Regions from separate parts of the Homo sapiens genome. Here region 1 is linked to region 2. The links are chromatin contacts, found by Hi-C or POLR2A ChIA-PET in ENCODE. All regions are on one chromosome and are shown on one strand. Each heading gives the region's core, a stretch centred on a gene start or an enhancer-like site at or near the end of the contact. The rest is flanking DNA. Distances are from core to core; before and after follow the strand shown.

Evidence for each region. A loop is a pair of places that touch in the nucleus more often than their neighbours do. ChIA-PET counts read pairs that join two places held with the same protein, here RNA polymerase II (POLR2A). Pooled maps may share reads with other maps.
Region 1: POLR2A ChIA-PET joins it to region 2 with 17 read pairs in Caco-2. The contact joins two enhancer-like sites. A Hi-C loop is called at or near these places in 2 of 50 pooled maps. POLR2A ChIA-PET finds 5 or more read pairs at or near these places in 5 of 52 experiments (Caco-2, OCI-LY7, PC-9 and 2 more).

The regions. Positions count from the first base shown.
Region 1 is chr12:10,365,435-10,369,145 of GRCh38, reverse strand. The region is part of intron 1 of KLRK1-AS1 (KLRK1 antisense RNA 1); the gene reads right to left. Among named protein-coding and RNA genes, the nearest start is that of KLRK1-AS1, 3.5 kb to the right of the region's middle. Within about 2 kb of position 2,070, at least 7 of the 41 ENCODE cell types and tissues checked have a DNase peak (open chromatin) inside an H3K27ac peak, as active enhancers do.
Region 2 is chr12:10,187,631-10,191,265 of GRCh38, reverse strand. TMEM52B (transmembrane protein 52B) reads right to left here. Exons shown (of 5, transcript NM_001384896.1): 5 at 1-1,370. The coding sequence ends at 1,126. Among named protein-coding and RNA genes, the nearest start is that of TMEM52B, 10 kb to the right of the region's middle. Within about 2 kb of position 1,350, at least 5 of the 41 ENCODE cell types and tissues checked have a DNase peak (open chromatin) inside an H3K27ac peak, as active enhancers do.

The sequences.
Region 1 (3,711 bases), core at 821-3,320, 180 kb before region 2:
AAACTTTTTTTAATAATTTTACATTCAGGAGGCCTGTTTTTCAGTTATACAATATTTTTTGCATAAATTCCCTTTTATAGCTTTTCTTATGACTTTCACAGACAATCTTCAGCATGTCTTAACTTTCTGCCTTCCTTTTTCACTATTTTTCTAGTTTCACTCTCTGTATCTTCCTTTGATTTCTGTCTCTTCCAGTTTCTCTCTTACTTACTCTTTCCCTCTATTTCTCTCTCTCTCTCATTTGCGCTCTATTTTCCTCTCTCTCTCTCTCTCTCTCTCTCATCCTGTTTCCCTTTCTTTTCCCAAGTTCTCCTGCTCCTGCTGCGAGCCCTGCTGGGCCATGGCACGGGCCCCACCCCCACGCACACGCAGCTGTCTGTTTCTCCTGTGTTTTTTATTTTTCCTGATTTCCCTTTTTATATTTTTTCCTTTCTTTTTACACTTAGTTTCTCTGGCTGGGTGGGTGGGATTTGCCCGGCTGTAGTCTGGGCCCCAGGCAGTCACCGGCCCAGAGGATTGGCAGATGCCTGCCGCAAATTGCAAGAATTATGCCCTTTCACCTCCTCTGCTCTCCTCCCGGCACCAGTCCCCAAGCTCTTTGGGGAGAGGGACTTACCCCTTGGCGTGCCTGCCTGGCTGTTTGGCTCTATGCTTGCTGTTTTTGCTTTCTTTCCCTCTGACTTCCTCTCCTAGTTTTTTTCTTTTCTGCTGGTCTTTCTTTTTTCTCCACCTGTAGCAGGATTGATAAGGAATCAGGAACACCAAGGGGTTGAGGAGGATTTTTATTATTTAGGTGCACTGGCCCAGTTGGATTAACATCCAAATGACTGAGCCCTGAACAAAGAGTCAAGTTATCTTTTAAGTATTTTGTCTGTGGGGGAAGATTTGTGCAGGGGGAAGCATATTACAGAAGCAAGAAACAAAGACAGTTATTCAATTGAGACATACATTACATTGTTTCTTACTTTTCAAGGAAAAGCATGTTTTATGACTTGAGTTTGTCTGTCTAGTGACCTTGCAGCTGCACAGCTAGAGAAACAGGGTCTTCACAATGCCTGGGAAAGGGAGAGATAAGGCTCACTAGCCACGGAAAAACAGGCAGTTAATTTTTAAAGGACTCCAGTTCTTTCTCTTCCTCAGGGGGAATTGGGTTTTCTTACATACAACTGAGTTTTTGCTTACACATTCTTTAATTTCTTTTAATTCCTGTTCCATTCCCCCCTTTGGTGCTTTTTATAACAAATGTGTTAACAGAAAGCACCACTATTTGCCACGTCTTCGTGGAGCTGAGCTGCTGCTTCTACCAGCAGCGACTGATATCTGGTTAATGCCATCATCTGCATGGTAGTGTATCAGGCCACTATTGCCTCCATAGTTGACTGAATACTTCTAATAAACAGGGGTAAAAGGCAAGGGAGGATGAGGCAGATGCCAAGAATAACCAAGAACCCACCAATGAGGCTTTTGAATCCTCTAAAGGCTGAGAACCATCCTCCAAACAAGGAATCCGGGGACCACCCAGACCAAGTCTGAACTGGAATATGGGCCAATGTGTGCATTCTAGCGGTGATTTCCATGACAGCTCAACCATTATCATCGATTTCTAGGCAACAGTTGGTTAAATTAAATTTTCCACATACTCCTCCTCCTGAGGCTAAGAGGTAATCTAAAGCCAATCTATTTTGATATATAGCATTCCTCATTTCTGTTGTTGTATTTTTTTCCATGTGAGTTCCTTGGTGGAACTCTTTTAAAAATCTGGGGGCCACCATTTCAGGTATGGCTAGCCTCCCATTGGATAATATTTACCATCTCCTTTTAATGTAGTTTTTATTTTTCTGGGCAAAATAAGCCCTTTCATTTGGAGTGTAGCTTGGGATATCCAGGAGAGGAATCTCTGGGAGGAGAGGCATAGCTAAGGCTTCCTCTTTAAAAGGTGGAGTTGTCATTGCAGCCTGCTTTGCCTCTTTGTCTGTTTTCTTATTTTATTTTATTTTTTTAGCCTTTAGTATTCTTCCTTTTTGGTGCCCCTTGCAGTACATCACTGCCACCTTTTGGGGCCTATACAGCATTTAAGAGCTCTAGAATTTCTTCCTTATACTTTATTTCTTTACTTTCAGCAGTTAAAATTATTTTTTCTTTGTAAATAGTCTCATGAACATGCAAAGTGGCAGAAACATATCTGGAATATGTGTAAATATTTGTCTTTTGGTCTTTGGCTAGCCAGAGAGCTCTTGTCAGAGCTATTAGTTCTGCTTTCTAAGCAGAAGTTTTTGTAGGCAAAGACTGCACCTCTACTACTGAATCCAAAGTCACCACTGCATACCCAGCTTGGCGGACTCCGTTTAGTATGAAACTGCTTCCATTAGTAAAATATTCAATGTCCAGGTCCCTGAGGGATGTATCTGTCAAATCTCTCTGGCTTAAGAACACTTCATCTATCACATTTACACAGCAACGAAGGGGGTCTCCTGGCACTGACTCGATGAGGAGCAAGGTAGCCGGGTTTAGGGTATTCACCATCTCTAAAGTCAGTTTATTAGCTTCTTGTGCCAGTAGGGCAGTAGCAGCTAGTGCTTTAAAACAAGGAGGCCATCCAAGTGCCACAGAATCTAACTGCCTGGATAAGTGTGTCACTGGGCAATGCCATGACCTTATGGCTTGAGTTAGAATCTTTATGGCCTCCCTTTCACTTGTGGACATTCAAGAAGATAAGCTTAGTTAGTTAGATCTGGCAGTCCTAAAGCTGGGATCTGAGTCAAGGCTTCTTTGATTTTTTGAAAAGCCTTCTTCTGGTTGGCCTCCTAGAGGAGGAGTCCTTCTTTCCTCCTCTTTGTGGCTTTGTATAATGGCTTAGCCACAAGCAAGAAATTTGGGATCTAAATGCGGAAGAACTTTGCTGCCCTTAGGAACTCTGTTATTCGACGCCAGGTGGTTGGAGTAGGAAGTGCACAAACAGCCTGCTTTTGTTCACTACTAAGCCATCTTTCCTCTTGGCTTATGTAAAAGCTTAAGTACTGGACACTTTTCGAGCAGATCTGAGCTTTTTTCTGACCCTTTATATCCTGCCTTTCACAGCAGTCTTGGGTTTCTCCTGGGTGCAGTAGCCCTTGGCCAGTGGTTTTTTCATACCATGGCCTTGACCATTCTCCTTATTCTTTTGACATTTATCCTTCTAGTGTCCTTTTCTTTTGCACCATGTACATTAATCTCTCTCTAGCCTTGGCTGGCTTTCAAATTGCTGTCCAGACTAGCCTTTTCCACAACTGCATTCACACCCGCATCTATGCCTCCTTGCAAAGCCAGCCTCTCTTCCCATAAGGGCTGCTGCTTGTAAATAAGCCTTTATTAAGCCTCCAATCAGCTTTCTTCTTTGCCTCCTGGTCTCAGTTAATGTACACCTTGGTAGCCACTTTAATAAGCTGAGTAGCATTCACACCTACGGAGCTTCTAACTTCTGCAATTTATGCCTGATATCTCCTTGGGCCTGCCTTACAAATGCCGTATTTACTATTCACTGATTTTCAGCAGCCTCGGGGTTAAACAGAGTGTACAAGCAAAATGCCTATAAAACTGGCTGGTGCTTTTATCTGCACCATGGAGCACTTCTGAGATTTTTTTATATTGGTTGCCTTTTCCTTTTAACATCCTTTAGCCTTTGTAAAAGTGCTTCTCGGCACTTTTGTAGGTGCTGAAGCTGGACTGCATCGT
Region 2 (3,635 bases), core at 101-2,600:
CTGGGCTACAAGAGCAAAACTCCATCTCAAAAAAAAAAAAAAGGATTTCAGTGACTTTTCTAAGGTGAGTAGTTTTTCCCTAAATGTGCGTCACTTCCTCGATTTTCCAATAATAATACTTTGGGAGGTGGTATGTTTTGTGGATAGATTAGCACTGTGCTGCGGCATGGTCCATGGGAAGCATCTCAACCAGGCTTAGTTCAGCATTTAGTTTTTGCTCCAAGAACTCGAGAGATGTGCAGATAGGCTCAAAGGAGAGAGTGTGTTTTCCACCATGGCTCCTCTAGGTGGCAGTGAGGGCCACCACTAGAGACTAGCGTGTGTCACTATAGAGGTGTTGTGGCTTTAAGTGGTCCAGGCAAAACAGGAAAGAAGTAAAGCAACACTATTCCTTTAGAGTTAAAACAGGGTGCAGGTATACATGCATGTGCGCACATATATGTGTTTGCAGTGCGGAGGAACTGAAGAATTAATCCAACTGTGACTGCACAGTATGGAGTTTTTCATACTGCTGAGGGGTAGGACCAGAGAGAAAGAAAGACTGATATTTGGCACTTAAATACTATACTGTGTTCTCTTTGCCCATATCAGCAATGCCATCCCTAGCTTTTAGATATCCGAGTGGGTATGTTGTGCTGTCTAAGATGATCATTGTCATTCGGTGTAAAATCGATTGCTGTCTCAGGAGGAAAGATGCATGCATTCAGTGCATTAATGTCGATGGCTGTGCTGACACTGTTGTCTTTCTTTTCCAGTTAACCGCAGTGGATTCGCTGACAGAGAGAGACACAACTTGCAGTATCATGTGGGTACAGGAATTCTATATGCACTCAATAGTTAAAGGAATTCAAGACACCTTGATGCTTTCCTGGTTTAGTAGTAATCAGTGTGGCTAGAGATTACTTGCAGATTTTGGCCATTGGATACAAAATTAGAGTTCCCAATTAGAGCATTCTGTATCGGAAGATATAAAGGCCTGTGAACGAAGAGTAAGAACCATCTTTCCCATAGAATGATGGTGTTAGATGCCATCTTAAAACTTCTGAGGGTTAGAAAAGTATGTGTTCCATTTTCCCACAGACTCTGGACATCACTCCACTCCTATTTATAAAATGACAGCTCTCATCAGTTCCAAGAGTCAACTATTCGAGTCGACTCCTTCTCTGTTGGAGGCAGCTGCTTTTCTTCAGGTACTGGGGGTAGATCAGGTGCTTTCTGCCCGCACATGGCTACTGTGAAGCGACTCATGTGAAGAGCTTCTTCATACCCTGGGAGGGTGTCCAAAGAGGAGGGCAGCTGGCCCAGGGAGCTGTGGGAGTGAGCCACAGCCAGGATCCTCCGAGCTGCAGGGCCAAACACCGACTGCAGAGCTGTGAAGAAAGAAGGAACAGAGCTAAGAAACTAAGGGAAACAGGACACCCTCAGACAGCAGAGACTTACTTCACACTTAACTGTCGCTTCATTTTTTACAAGTATCCAAACTCATTGTCACTCCTTGCCCCAAATTTTATGAATATCCTTTGAAGCATGTTTACAACCCAGCTTCCTGCTCTGCTAGAAGGACCTGTTTTCTCTGGTAACCTCAAATAATCTAAAGAATGTTTCTGTATCTCTCTCTCTCTCTTTTTTTTTTTTTTTTTTTGAGACGGAGTTTTGCTCTTGTTGCCCAGGCTGGAGTGCAATGGTGGATCTTGGCTCATTGCAACCTCCGCCTCCTGGATTCAAGTGATTCTCCTGCCTCAGCCTCCCAAGTAGCTGGGATTACAGGCGCCCGCCACCATGCCCAGGTAATTTTTGTATTTTTAGTAGAGACAGGGTTTCACTATGTTGGCCAGGCTGGTCTTGAACTCCTGACCTCAGGTGATCCACCCGCCTTGGCCTCCCAAAGTGCTGGGATTACAGGAGTGAACCACCACACCCAGCCAAGAATGTTTCTGCATCCTGCAACTCAACCCTGCCCTTTCCCCTTTCAGACTTAGATCCCTTTCCCCCAGCCCCCGATACTATAGACTCCTTAGGATTATTTATTTTTACCTCATCTCTTTTCTTTTTTTTTTTTTTTTTAGACAGTGTCTCACTCTGTCACCCAGGTTGGAGTGCAGTGGCACAATCTCGGGTCGCTGCAACCTCCACCTCCCAGGTTCAAACAATTCTCTCCTGCCTCGTCCTCCCGAGTAGCTGGGATTACAGGCATGTGCCAACGTGCCTGGCTAATTTTTTTTTTTTTTTTTTTTTTTTTTTTTTTTTTTGAGACGGAGTCTCGCTCTGTCGCCCAGGCTGGAGTGCAGTGGCGCGATCTCGGCTCACTGCAAGCTCCGCCTCCCGGGTTCTCGCCATTCTCCTGCCTCAGCCTCCTGAGTAGCTGGGACTACAGGCGCCCGCCACCACGCCGAGCTAATTTTTGTATTTTCAGTAGAGATGGGGTTTCACTGCGTTAGCCAGGATGGTCTCGATCTCCTGACCTTGTGATCCACCCGCTTCGGCCTCCCAAAGTGCTGGGATTACAGGTGTGAGCCACCGTGCCTGGCCAACAAAAGTGCCTGGCTAATTTTTGTATTTTTAGTAGAGGTGGGGTTTCACCATGTTGGCCAGTCTGGTCTCAATCTCCTGACCTCAAATAATCCACCTGCCTCGGCCTCCCAAAGTTCTGGGATTACAAGCATGAGCCACCATGCCCAGTTATCTTTTTTCTTTTTCTTTTTCTTTTTCTTTTTCTTTTTCTTCTTTTCCTTCCTTCCTTCCTTCCTTCCTTCCTTCCTTCCTTCCTTCCTTCCCTCTCTCTCTTTCTTTCTTTCCTTTTTTATTTTTTGATGGTGTCTCACTCTGTAGCCCAAGCTGGAGTGAAGTGGCGCCATCTCGGCTCACTGAAACCTCCGCCTCCTGGGCTCAAATGATTCTCGTGCCTCAGCCTCCCGAGTAGCTGGGACTACAAGCCCGTGCCACCACGCCCAGCTAAATTTTGTACGTTAATAGGGACGGGGTTTCACCATGTTGCCCAGGGTGGTCTCAAACTCCTGAGCTCAGATGATCTGCCCGCCTTGGACTGAGCCACCGTGCCCAGCCTTGGTTATCCTTTTTTCCTAAGATGACAGTGAGAAAGGGGAGGTAGGAAAGGTGAACAGCAACACATCATATCATTCTATTTTGTTGTTGTTGTTGTTTTGAGACAGGGTCTTTCTCTGTCGCTCACCCAGGCTGGAGTGCAGTGGCACGATCTCGGCTCACTTCAACCTTTGCCTCCCGGGTTCAAGCGAGTGTCACGCCTCAGCTTCCCAAGTAGCTGGGATTGCAGGTGTGTGCCACCATGCCTGGCTAGTTTTTGTATTTTTAGTAGAGACGAGGTTTCACCATGTTGACCAGCTTGGTCTCGAACTCCTGACTTCAAGTAAGCCACCTGCCTCAGCCTCCCAAAGTTCTGGGATTACAGGCATGAGCCACTGCGCCCAGCCATCACTCTCTTTTCAAAATAAATATCCACATTTTGCCAGCTGGTGTTCTGACTGGTACTTGCTCCTCAATTTTAGGAAAGAGCATAGTCCAGGCACAGTGGCTTATGCTTGTAATCTCAGCATTTTGGGAGACAGAGGCAGGTGAATCATGAGGTCAGGAGTTTGAGACCAGCCTGGCCAACATGG